Regions from separate parts of the Homo sapiens genome. Here all the other regions are linked to region 2. Evidence: read pairs that join two places in POLR2A ChIA-PET (ENCODE). Cell type or tissue: CD4-positive, alpha-beta T cell. All regions are shown on one strand. Region 1 holds the start of GIMAP5 (GTPase, IMAP family member 5). Region 2 overlaps LOC124901774 (a long non-coding RNA gene). Region 3 holds the start of GIMAP4 (GTPase, IMAP family member 4).

Region 1 (4,000 bases), 70 kb before region 2:
TTATGGGCATAAATAAGGATGTCTTAATTGGCTTAAACTTACATTTTACTGATTATCATTAAATTAAAAACAGTTTTCATGGTTTATTTGCTATTTTGGTAATTTATAAACTTCAATTTTTAATAACTTCTGTGATTTCTATCTTTTCCACATTTTTCTATTCATTCAGTGGATTTTCTTGGCCTTCTTTAGGTCAAGAAATCTATTTTTATATTATCAGAATGTATTAAGACAGCTTCCTGCCTCCCTCCCTTTCCCTTCTTTCTTTTCTTCCTCCTTTCCTCTTTACCCTCCCCTCTCTCCTTTCTTTCTTTTTCTTAAGCCCAGAGAAGAACATTTTCCTCTCTCCCACACCCTGTTCTCGTCTCTGGTAAATTATGCTTCTGGCTTTTGCTAAAATAGCACCAGTTCCCTGACATCCTCTCTACTTTAGATGACGTTTTCTGAGGTTTGGAATCAACATAATGATGTGGTAAGGGTCAAGATGACAGTGGTAATGATATTGATTATGAACATCATAATTGTAATAAGCCTCTGTGAATACATTTATAATTTTCAAAGTTATTTCATCCTTCTTATTTTAATTGCTCTCTCAAATTCCCTGTGATGTGATCAAAACTGATCTTAAAATTTCTATTAAAATGCAAGGAAACTGAGCATTAAATGACCTGCCAAAGGTCACATATTTACAATGGAGCTAGCATCAGGAAATGGCTCCTTTTGCTGTGTATTGTCCTTGATTCCACAGGTGGAAAAAGAGACTTTTCCAAAAAAGTCAACAAACCTCTTGGAACATGTGTACAATGCTGCCACTCCCTGGTCAGGAGACAAATTAATTGGACAGCTAGAAGCCTACCCTAAAACCAACACACAGAATTTTATTGCAAAATCTTGAGTGCATTTCTTATAAAAGGTTATTCAAAAATAAAATTGCTGGTGGCAGGAGTTTCTCTGAATTGAGGTCTTTTCTTTTAAAACAGCCAATTGCCTGTCACAAAAGCCAGTCAAACTATGTTATGTTAGCCAATGACCAGCAACAATAGCTCTCCCAATCCAAGCTTTCTGAGTGGATCAGGCTGCATTGAGGAATACATTTTTTGGCAGATATTCACAAATAACAAAGTGTTCACAGGTGAGTCAGAAAGGATACTGATGGCAATGCTAAAATGAGTCATGGAGAAGATTATAAAAGAACTGAATAGAGCGTGGTGGACACACCGTAGGCTTGAAGGAATGTGATACGTGTTGGTCTACAGGGCAGACAAAAGTGGAGGAATTGAGAATGAAGACAGGCGTCTTCTCCAAAGGAAAAATTTTACTAATCGTCCCACAAAAGAGACCAAAGTTCATGAGAGATTGGAAGGCAGTGTGCAAGCAAGACAGTAGCAGCCTCTGGCAAGCTGGTGGGAGGGTCTGGCTCAGGGAAAAGGGTGAAGCAAATGAACAAAATGCACATTCCGATTTGAAAATTGCATGAACCTGATTTTACCATGAGAAGAGCTTATTTTAGCAAATTACAAGAAAGCAGCCTCTTCCATACTATTTTAGAAAAGATCAAACCACTTCTTGTCTTCCTTGTTCATAAGTATCTCCTTCACCCATCTGCCCCAGCCCATGTATTTCCAGGTATTGGAATCATGTGTTTTGCGGTTTGGTGTGCGTCCGGCAGGGTGTCATAGGAAAAATGTGGGGCATCTGGGGGAGCATGGGGTAGTTTTCAGAAGTTGAAAGTCACAAGACAAGGTCCACTCAGGGGTCTTGTTTGGAACATGAGGCTCCTGGGGTGGGAAAATATCCCACATTTGCCCTGGGGAGCCCTAAGAATCCATCCTCAGCTCCCAGGCTTGTCTGAGACATGGTACGTGTCTGGCTGGTCTGGGACAGGAGAAATTAGGAGGGTAAAATTGAGAAGAATGCCCCGGCATGCTAGGGGAGATGGGGGAAAGCCTATCACCCTCTGGGAGCTTCAGTTCTCCCATCTGTCCCACTGATGAGAGGATCAGTTCAGCCTTACTCCCTGAGAGTTTCATGGAGATCGACTTGGCTAAGTAATGGGCAATGGGGCAGCAAAGCCCGCTGTCCTGGGACTGGGCTGTGAGTGCAGGCACAGATTCTTCAGGCTGTGCTCCACCAGCTGTGCACCTGCTGATGCCCGCAACACTCATCACCATTGCCCCGTTTTACTGACCAGCGAACCCAGAAGTGAGGGGATCTGTGCAAGGTCATGTCAGAAATGAACAGCTGTGACCAAACTGTGATCCTTTCAATTCCCAAAGTCTCTGTGAGCATAAACCCAGTTCTCCTTACCAGAAACGGTTGTTGTGCCCTGTCCTCCAGGGTGGCAGTCACTGAGGCTCTGGCCGCTGGTCCTCTCTCAGGAAGGTGAAGTGGCAGCAGAGAGAGTCCTGCTCTGCGTCTGTGTGCGGGGATGCTGTTCACAGGGCTGAGGGAGGTTGAGCAGACGCAGTTAAGGAGGAGCCATGTGCTGGGGCTGAAAGCTCCATGACTCAGCTGCACAAAAAGAAAAGTAGAGATTATGGAGTGTGTCCCCCACACCTCTGCGGACTAGGACACCCTGGTGTTGGCTGGAAACTGATTGGGAACAAGACCCTGAAAACCAGCCGAATGCAGCGATGTGCTGCTTCCTTAACGGGTCACTTCCTGTCATGAGCCTGCCCTGGGACAGTGTGCCCCATCCCATTTCCTTTTTTTTTTTTTTTTGACTGTTTCAAGCAAGCAGTATTTGGAAGAAGGAGATATGAAGGGAATTACAGACTCTCCCACTTCCAAGTTCAGAAAAGGTCCCTAGTGACTGGAAAGTTCTGGGCAGCAGCTGCTGCCCTCAGCACCCATCACCGGGGCACCTTCTCCTCCCAGCACTCTTGGGCCCCTTCTCACAGGCTCTGCTTCTGGAAAGTTTCTGCTAACCAGGATCAGAAAGGCACTCTGGTCCAAAGAGGACCAGAACAAGCCCTTGCAGGGTTTGACTCTGGGCTCGTGACTGACCCTGGTAAGCTGTCTGGCACGTGATGGAGCCCACCCTGTGGGGACATTGTGGAGTCTACGTGTCAGTTTATCTGGTAAGGGTTGAAAGCAGGGTGATAGAACCTCTATTTTTGAATTGATTGCCATTTAAGGCTAGAGCAGTGGACATAAACCTGATTGCCATTTAAGGTTAGGGCAGTGGACATAAACCTGATTGCCATTTAAGGTTAGGGCAGTGGACATAAGGCAATTATGCGATGGAGAACACAGTGGGACTTAGGCGGAGGGCCGTCATGGCCCAGAGAATCCCCATATCCTTTTCTGTTGACATTTGAAGTGGGGCTTACAGTCATATGGTAACAATTGTCTAAGACTTGATGGGAAAACAATTTTAAACAATCTCCTGCTAGCCCAGAAAACCTCTCCACAGAGGCAGAAGAGAAAGAAAACAATTTTATTATTGAATGTCCATTGAACCAGAATGTGATCTGGATCCCAGACAATCCAGGAAGAGATTGCAAAGACGGAGAGGGATGCCACCTGGTTATACAGCCAGGCAGGTGCCACCTATTACACACGTGTTCTCAAGTTAAACCATAACTAATCCTCAAGTAAGAGGACTTGACAGCACCCTTTGACATGCATAGTTCATCCTAAATTCACTCAGTAATCATCTGTGTTGGCTAATTGTCTTTCCAGAGGAAAAGTAAACTTCTCACATCCTCTATGGCAAGAGGAAGATTTGCAACTCAGAAAGGTGCTGGCAGATGTCAGGCTCCTACCTAAGTTAGGCTCCTAAATTAGGCCCCTATTTTCACACAGAGACTGGGAGGTGGGGACGCTACCTTCCTTGATGTTTGCATTTCAAAGGGATGGCTTCCAGATGCTCTACAGACAGCCCTGGGCTGTCAAACAGCTTTTAAAAAGATTTGCATTACAAAGGGTAGAGAAAGATTTCACACTTACAAGGTTTCTAAAGAAAATGCTCTAAGAAGGGAGGGGTAATTCTTTTCCA
Region 2 (4,000 bases):
CTCTTACATATTTATTGCCCATGTTTCAATTCTGATGGGAATAATTTTGATATTGATTTGTAAAAGTTCTTTATGGGGCCAAAAATGATAATTTATCTTCTTTTTTTGAATTTTTTATAAAACAACTTCTAATTTCTTTCACTGTTAATTTATTGTGGCTAGTATCTAAGAGAATGTTAAATAAGTAATCACAATGATAGTAGGCTTCCTTAGCTTGTTCTTAACTTTTGTGGCAATATCTCAATGTTTACCATTAAACTAGATGCAGACTTTGAGGTTGAGATGGAAAATTTTCTTATGGGGAAAAAGAACCAATTATTAGACATTTAATTTTACCAAATTACTTTTCAACAGCTAAGGAGGTGATCAGATTATGTTGCTCCATAGCTTTGTAATACATTAAATTGTATAAAAATATTTCCTAGTATTTCCTAATATTGACTTCTTTGCATACTTAGACAAATCTTAATCACACAAGGTGTTGCTTGATTCTATTTGTTAATAGCTAATTCAGGATTTTTGCCTTGATATTCCTAAGTAATCTTATCCATTTCTAAGACAGAGCAATTCTGTCTTCAATTGTGCTAGTTCTAGCTGGACCTGGTTTGAGGGTCTCGTCTCTTTTTGTTAAAGTAAATTAAAATGGAGACCAGACCCGGAGAATACCTGAGCAGACAAAAGCAGTTAGGCCTTACAAATGACCTCAACCTTGCTTGATTTGCAAAGATAAGCAAGTCTTAATTTGAGCTATTTCTTGTAAATGTTTAATATTAAATAAAAGCAGAACTTAAGCTCAACTAATTAGAAGTAGCCAGCAAACAAAACTATGGACTTTACAACAGGGTAGACCAAATAAGGTAACTGTATAACTGTAACCAATCAAATATTTTATTTTCTTCTGTGCCATCCTATAAAACCTCCCTCTTCTATTTTTACCATCACCACCTTTTCCCTATCACTACCTCCTTTCTCAGGCAAACATGACAGTTAACAAAAACAGTAGGATAATGAATGTTATTAAGGAGAACACTAGGATGTTTTAAGAGTGTATAGAGGATCTGCTAAACTAATAGTAGGAGTAGTTGGAAAAGACTTCTTAGAAAAATCAACATTGTTTAAGCTGAAATTGAATAGTGAGTAGAAGTTAGGGAAAGAGATTAGAAGTATTTCCAGGAAGAAGATAAAGCATATTCCAAGGTAAGTGAAGACATGGAACTCTCAGTTAATCAAAGAAAGCCAAGGATGGCTAGATCCTCAAGGTGGGAAGTCACATTGTGTAGAAATGAGGCTGGAGATTTTAGCAGATGATTTTTTACAGAAACTCATAATTAAGTTTGGATCCTGAATGTTTTATTATGGAAAATGGAAAAACACTCCAGGCTTGAATCTAGGTATGTCACAGTCAGATATGTGTAATTGTGGGCTGTGTGAATTATGAATTCAAAACCTTCTCCCTCATCAGGCTTTACATAATCTGAATTTTGGTCGCTTTAATTGTGGTCCTCCTCCACTTGCTCTGCCTCCCACGAACTGCACCCTCTCAGTGCATGGAAACAGAACAAGTGAGTCAAAGAGAGCATAGAGGAACCCTGGCTGTAAACTTTGAGGTGAACCCACTGGGTCACCAGCCCATTCTGTTTCCTTTGCTCATAACCCTGTCAGCCCCTACCCCATTTCCTCTCCAAAAACTCTCCCATAATATCTTTTCATTTTCACTTGCTGTCCTTCCTGAGTTTCATCTCCCTGAGTGTTGAGAGGCATTTGGTTTCTAGGTGTTTTGTGAAGTGTGAAAAATAACTTCAGTGTGTGAAAGGAAACCACAAGACCCAGGGCTGCTATAGCAGCAAGCTCTGTTCTCAGAGAGGGTAGATAACTGTCTTATCCTGTGTGATCTGAAAGGGCTGAAAGTCCCCTCAGTAAAACATGCACCCCATTGGTCTGGAGCTGTCATTCCTCTCTCAGAGGTAAAGGTTTTCCATCAGGACAGTGGCTAGGTAAGGGGAAAATAACTCACAGGGAGATACTGAGAAGGAAGTCAAAGGAGCTGAATACAAATCAAATATTAATAGCTCAAGTGAAGAGTTAACAATTCAAGCCCTTGGCTGGGCACCGTGGCTCACACCTGTAATCCTAGCACTTTGGGATGCTGAGGTGGGTGGATCATGAGATCAGGAGTTTGAGACCAGCCTGGCCAACATGGTGAAACCCCGTCTCTACTGAAAATACAAAAAATTAGCTGGGCATGGTGGTGGGTGCCTGTAATCCCAGCTACTTGGGAGGCTGAGGCAAGAGAATTGCTTGAATCTGGGAGGCAGAGGTTGCAGTGAGCTGAGACCACGCCATTGCACTCCAGCCTGGGTGACAGAGCAAGACTCTGCCTCAAAACAAACAAACAAACAAACAAACAAATCAAGTCCTTAAATGCTGGGGGTCCACTGGAAGGTTTCTTTGACGTGGTCTGTTGCCTGTTATCTTGGCCACATCTTGTAAAAAGATGACCTCTATAGGTTTAACTTGCTACAGATCCCAGGCTTGAATATCATCCATTAAAATAGCAGAGACTGCTCTATTTGCCTTTCTCTAACTTTCCTTCTTCATCCTGCCCTGAAGTTCTCCCACATACATTTTTAACTACTCAGTCCATCAGTGATCACATATACCCAAAATACGTCCTCCATATTCTCACTGGGGTTCTGGAGTTAGACAGAACTGAGTTCCAGTTTCTACTGGGCCACTGACTAGCTAAGTGTCCTTACTCAAACTTGAGCCTAATTTCCTTCATCTTAAGGTGGGAACAATTTAAACTATCCAGTCTGAATTAAATGGAAAAGTGCACGTAAAGGATGAATTCCCAGTGGCTAGCACAGAGGTTTTCAAGCCTTAGCCTGCATCAGAATCACCTAAAGAGTTTATTAAAATACAAATGGCTAGGCAACATCCCTGGAATTTCTGAACTAGTAGGTTTTGAATGGAGCCTGAAAATAGCATTTCTGACAATTCCCATGATGCCACTGGTCTGGGGACCTCACTTTGAGAACCACTGCTCTTGGACATTGCTGTATCATTTGCACTGTTGAAGTTGGGCCACTGCCATGACTAGTGGAATTGGGGCCTGTGCCCAGCTACAAATAAAAGTTGGAGGTTTATTTCTGAGGCATCTCAACTTTCAGGGACATTTAGGCTGTTTCCTGATGGCCCACAGCACCTCTCCATTTTGTTTCTTCTAGGATGATCTTAGATGAGAGGGTCTTATGTTGACTTTTCTCACCTAAAATTTTACATTTCAGATGTGCTTTTAAAAACTCTCTTATGATCTCCATTTCAGCTGATTTAATCATAGGTGAGAGTCCTTTAACAGACAAAGCTTTAGCTCAGTGGTTCTCAAACTTTAGCAGGCATCAGACTCACTTGGGGGTTTTACTGAAACTTAGATTGCTGGACTCCGCCCCCAGAGTTTCTGATTCCATGAGTTAAGGATGGAGCCCATATTTCCTAACAAGTTTCCGGTTCATACTGATGCTGCTGATCCATGGCCCACATTTTGAGAACCACTGGTCTAATACACAGTAAGTCTGAAAAGGAGCTAATACTATAAACTAGCACCCCTGGGGACCATCAGAATGACTGGGCCATTTACATGAACTCCAAGTAAGGTTTAAAATCTCTGATGTATCTGTCATGTGGCAGAGGATGGAGTAAGGGGAAAAAGAAGAAGAAACCAACCTGGCTCCATCTGTACAAATGTCTTCCCATGTTGCTGAGGAAATGAAACCAGCACACATGGAGAAATGGAGTCCAAGAGGCATTGTCTGATTGACAGACAGCAGAGGATCAAAAAATCTCAAGTTGTGGAGGTTGTCATGTAGGAATTTTGCACTAAAGGAAGGGAGGATTTGGAAATGTGGAGAACTTTGGGGACAGACAAATAAACAGGTGGAAGGAAATAGTGTGAATGGCTTTAAGGTAAAAACAAGCATTGCCTGGGTAAGAAAAAGTAAAT
Region 3 (4,000 bases), 100 kb after region 2:
AGATGAGCCAAGCTGGTCCAGACCCAAGAACAGCCCAGTGAACCCACAGAATTAAGAACCAACTAAATGGCTGATGTTTTAAGCTATGAAACTTTGGGATAGTTTATTAAACCAGCAAAATCTCAACTGATATAGTCAATTTCTATGGGTAAGGAAGAAAATGGAGGGTCATGTGATACACTGAATGAGCCAGCCAGTTTAATTTGTTGGTTATAGTGAGACCACCAGGAGCTGGGAAATTAGATACCAGGGTGAGGGACAATTACTCCCACATTCCTCATTCCCAGTTCTCCTCCAGGCTGAAGAAAGGGGCAGAAAAACAATCAGATAGGCTACAACCAGCTGTTCTGGTGTGTCCATGTTGTAGGAAGCAGGAGGTAAGAAACTGTGCCGAGCCCTGGGTCAATCAGAGGATATTTAATCTCTCTTCTGCTTAGCTGCTTAGCCACACCATGGGCAGAAAGTGCAGAGGGTCAAGAAAGATGAAAGAGCAGGTCAAATGAGGAGAAAATGAGAAAAGAGGTTGGAAATATTTTTCTCCTGCTCAAATGGGGACTGGGTGGCAAGGCAGGAGAACCCCACCCCTATTCCCCCCCAAATCCCCCACCCCCACCTGCTAACCTCCCTGCAGCCTGGTCTGGGGAGCACTGAATGCCCTCTCACCATAACTGGCCCCTGGTGTGCTGGGGTTGAAGCTCATACTGCCGTATTGGGCTGCCATTGTCGCTTGAACTCCTGTAGATCAAGAAACATAACCATGTCATTTTAGGGAAATGGAAGCAACTAGAATCCCTGACTGCCTGTAGTCAACAACAACTTTCTTTTTGCCATGAGCTTGCTACATTGATTTCTCCTGCTCCATTTCCCAAAAGTCTCCTCAACCCTCCATTTTCAGTTTCATTTTCAGATTGTTCCTTTTTCTTTACACAAACATAAATGCTTCCAGTGCTTCCTCACAGGGGTTCTGGCCCCTTCCCCCCTCTATCTAGAGATTCGTGGCTTGGATGTGTTTATATGAGGTCTGTAGCCTACACCCTCCTCAGAGTTCCAAACTTTTATATCTCCCTCAGCTTATAAAAGTTCCAAACTTTTGTATCTCACTCCATTTGGCTATTTCATGGGCATCTCAAACAGAACCTGGCCGAAATTAAGCCCTGACCTCCACATCCTGTCTGCCTTCCTGGCTCCCCGCTCAGCAGATGGCACCAACATCTAGCCCCGTGGCTCCTGCAGAACTTTGGGGTCATCTACAACTCTTTTATCCTCTCTCTCTCATCAGCCCATCACCAAATCCTATTGATTCCACTTCCAAAAAACTCGAAATTACCCATTTCTCTCCATCTTTGTGCTAATACAACCCACTGTCAATTGTATACAACTTAACAGGCTTCTAATTGATCATCTCCCCTTCAATCCCTTTTCTACTCTACAATCAGATGTTCTTTTAAAACTAAAATTTGATATTTTTTCTTGTTTAAATTTCCTAGTGGCTTACTATTGGTTTCAAAATAACTGAAGTCCTCAGAATGGCCCATAGGCCCTGTGTGATCAGCTCTCTCCTCTCTCCTATGTGTGAGCCACACTACCCTCAATGTTCTGGAAATCTAGGCTCCTTCCACCTTCAAGGCCTTTGCAGTTATCATTCCTTCTCTTTGGAGCACTCACCCTCCAACCTAGTGCCCAGCTTGTTCCTGCTCAACCCGCAGGCCTCGGCTCTCCAGAGAGTCTTCCCCAACACCACTGTCTACCAGCAACACCCTCTGTTATGATCCACTGCACCCCAGAGGCTTCTTACAGAATATGTATTACTTTAGGAAGTTAATTGCTTGATTTTTTTACTGTCTCCTCTTATACTACAAGCTTTGTGATGAGAAGACCACATATGTCTTGTATTTCTCATTATTCCCTGGGGACAAGCACAATACTGGGCAAAGAATGGTTATCGATCATTGTTAAATAAATAAATGGATAATCTCCCTGCTTCTTGCCTTTGATTGATCATTATGTCCAGCCCACATCTGATCTGTGAAAATGACAATCCATTCCTTTATTAATTAATATGTAGTGTTATAGAAACATGGTATTAATTTTAAATGTTTTATTTCATTGCTACCTACAAACATTTTGCAATGGAGAAAGATATTTGAAGAACTCTTATTGGAGCAGACTTTGAACAAAACAGGCAGAAAATGGTAGTTGTTAAAGACAGAGTCACCTCATAGGAAGCCAACAAATATGAAACACTGTGAAAAGCCAGATATTTCTTTTGAATGACTATTTCTTTATCCTTCAAGAATAGGGTATAGGAAACAGCTTCTTGTAAACAAGAGAAATCATGGCATTTTTTAAAAATCAGCTTTGGTGGCTGGTGTTAGGAGAGAGGATAGGACACCAGCAAGAAGAAAACAATACTGTGACATTCTGGGTTTTTGTGACATTCTCTGGGTGTTTCTTCATATCCTCCTTCTAGTGTGTGGGCTCTTTAATGCTGCTCTGCTGTTAATAATTCAGAGGCAAAGCCAGGAGACTGTGCTTCTGTAGGTGCTGACTTCAGGTGGCTGAATTCTCCTCTCTCTGCCTAAGGAACAAGCACCCATCAGCATCCAGCTTCTCCTGAACTGTAGAGAGTCACACCAGGTGGCATCTCCCTCCTCCTACCCGCTAAAGGGGAGCTCAATGCCCAGTAAACCCAGGACTGTCCCTGAGGAGACAGTTTCCCTAACGGGCAGCTCCGAGCAGACAGTTAACCCTGTAACAAGACCTCAGACTGCAGAGCCTCCAATCCTGACCTGGGTGCAGTCTTTGTGGGGCCACATATGGAGCTGTGCCCCTTACACATCCCAATGTTCCTCTTCCCACCAGCTCCCCCAGAGCTAATTCTGTCCGCTCACCCAACTTTATCCCTGGAAGAATCAAAGTTTCTATATAAATTCCACAACCAGCGAGAGGAAACATTTATTTGTAAAACAAGTATCCTCTGAGCAGCAATCTCTGGAAGAGGCATTGATTTGTAGGGCTCAGCCTTGAAAACAGATCACAGCCTAAAATTAGCAAAGCCAGGAAACGGGAACCAGCGAGAATATAGTCTGAAAACATGTTTACCAGACGATTTAAGATACAGGTCCCTCCTCACCAAAATCGCACATTCGTCCCGACCCCCACCACACACACCCCTATTCCCTTACCTGAAAAATCAGGATCTTGCACCCCTCTCTGATTTTGCACACAATACTAAGCCAGGATGTTGAGAAACAGGAGAAGAGAGGAAGTGAGGGGAGGAGCTGTCCAGATTTACTTGTGCAAGGGACCTGCCCACCTGATCATCCAGCAGCTCTAATAGAACTTTCTGCAGGGATGGGGTTGTTCTGTGCTGTCCAAGATGGTGACCCTTAGCCACACGTGACTACTGAGCGCTTGAAATGTGACGAGTGTGATTGCAGTTCTGAATTTTAAATTTTATTTTGTTTCAATTTATTTAAAGTTAAATAGCTACTCCATTGTCAGAATTCTAAAAGGCAAAGTCAGGCAGAACAACTTGCACCAGGCATTTTCCCCAGAAGGAAAGAAGGAATATTCAGCTTGGTATGCCTGGTGGCTACCATACTGAACCTTGCAAAGGCTCTGCAGTGAGACAAAAAACATGGGTCATGCTGTGACATTCTGGAAGAAACTTCTGGGCCAAAACTAGAGAGTTATCAGTTATTCTGAAAGACCCTTGAGCCCCTGAACCCCTGCTCAGCACAACAGGCCTCCCAGCTAAGCCCCCATACCCCTTTCTCCCAGTACCTCAGGTATGTCCTCTGAGTCCACAGTGTGTCCTTATTTCCAGGGTATGTCCATGAGTCATCTGCTAGAAGCAAAAGAGAGTAAATGACTTTCACTGGACTGACTAGGATGGGCCCAAAATTCACCTCCTGAGATGGTCCTGGAACCACTGAAATATTCTAAACACTGACATCTGACACTACTTACCACTAAAATGGAAACTTTGAGAGTATTG

Evidence for each region. ChIA-PET counts read pairs that join two places held together with the same protein. Peaks named below come from ENCODE experiments on the same cell type or tissue, not always from the same donor. Only the 100,000 strongest peaks of a DNase experiment are listed, where the experiment ranks them.
Region 1: POLR2A ChIA-PET joins it to region 2 with 10 read pairs; 7 of 35 experiments call an interaction of 5 or more read pairs at or near these places.
Region 3: POLR2A ChIA-PET joins it to region 2 with 22 read pairs; 6 of 35 experiments call an interaction of 5 or more read pairs at or near these places.

The regions. Positions count from the first base shown.
Region 1 is chr7:150,736,016-150,740,015 of GRCh38, reverse strand. GIMAP1-GIMAP5 (GIMAP1-GIMAP5 readthrough) reads right to left here. Exons shown (of 5, transcript NM_001303630.2): 3 at 2,308-2,511. It overlaps GIMAP5 (GTPase, IMAP family member 5), which reads right to left and starts at 2,598. Exons shown (of 3, transcript NM_018384.5): 1 at 2,308-2,598. RefSeq lists enhancers at 2,522-2,601, 3,477-4,000. In CD4-positive, alpha-beta T cell, no CTCF peak of the experiment used is centred here; DNase peaks (open chromatin) are centred at 805, 2,445 and 3,825; H3K4me3 peaks cover 4,000 bases; H3K27ac peaks cover 3,847 bases.
Region 2 is chr7:150,666,399-150,670,398 of GRCh38, reverse strand. The region is part of intron 2 of LOC124901774 (a long non-coding RNA gene); the gene reads left to right. Among named protein-coding and RNA genes, the nearest start is that of GIMAP2, 17 kb to the left of the region's middle. In CD4-positive, alpha-beta T cell, no CTCF peak of the experiment used is centred here; a DNase peak (open chromatin) is centred at 1,798; H3K4me3 peaks cover 895 bases; H3K27ac peaks cover 3,887 bases.
Region 3 is chr7:150,566,623-150,570,622 of GRCh38, reverse strand. It overlaps GIMAP4 (GTPase, IMAP family member 4), which reads right to left and starts at 3,233. Exons shown (of 3, transcript NM_018326.3): 1 at 3,186-3,233; 2 at 664-735. The coding sequence starts at 721. In CD4-positive, alpha-beta T cell, a CTCF peak has its summit at 1,741; DNase peaks (open chromatin) are centred at 1,742, 2,579 and 3,302; H3K4me3 peaks cover 4,000 bases; H3K27ac peaks cover 3,138 bases.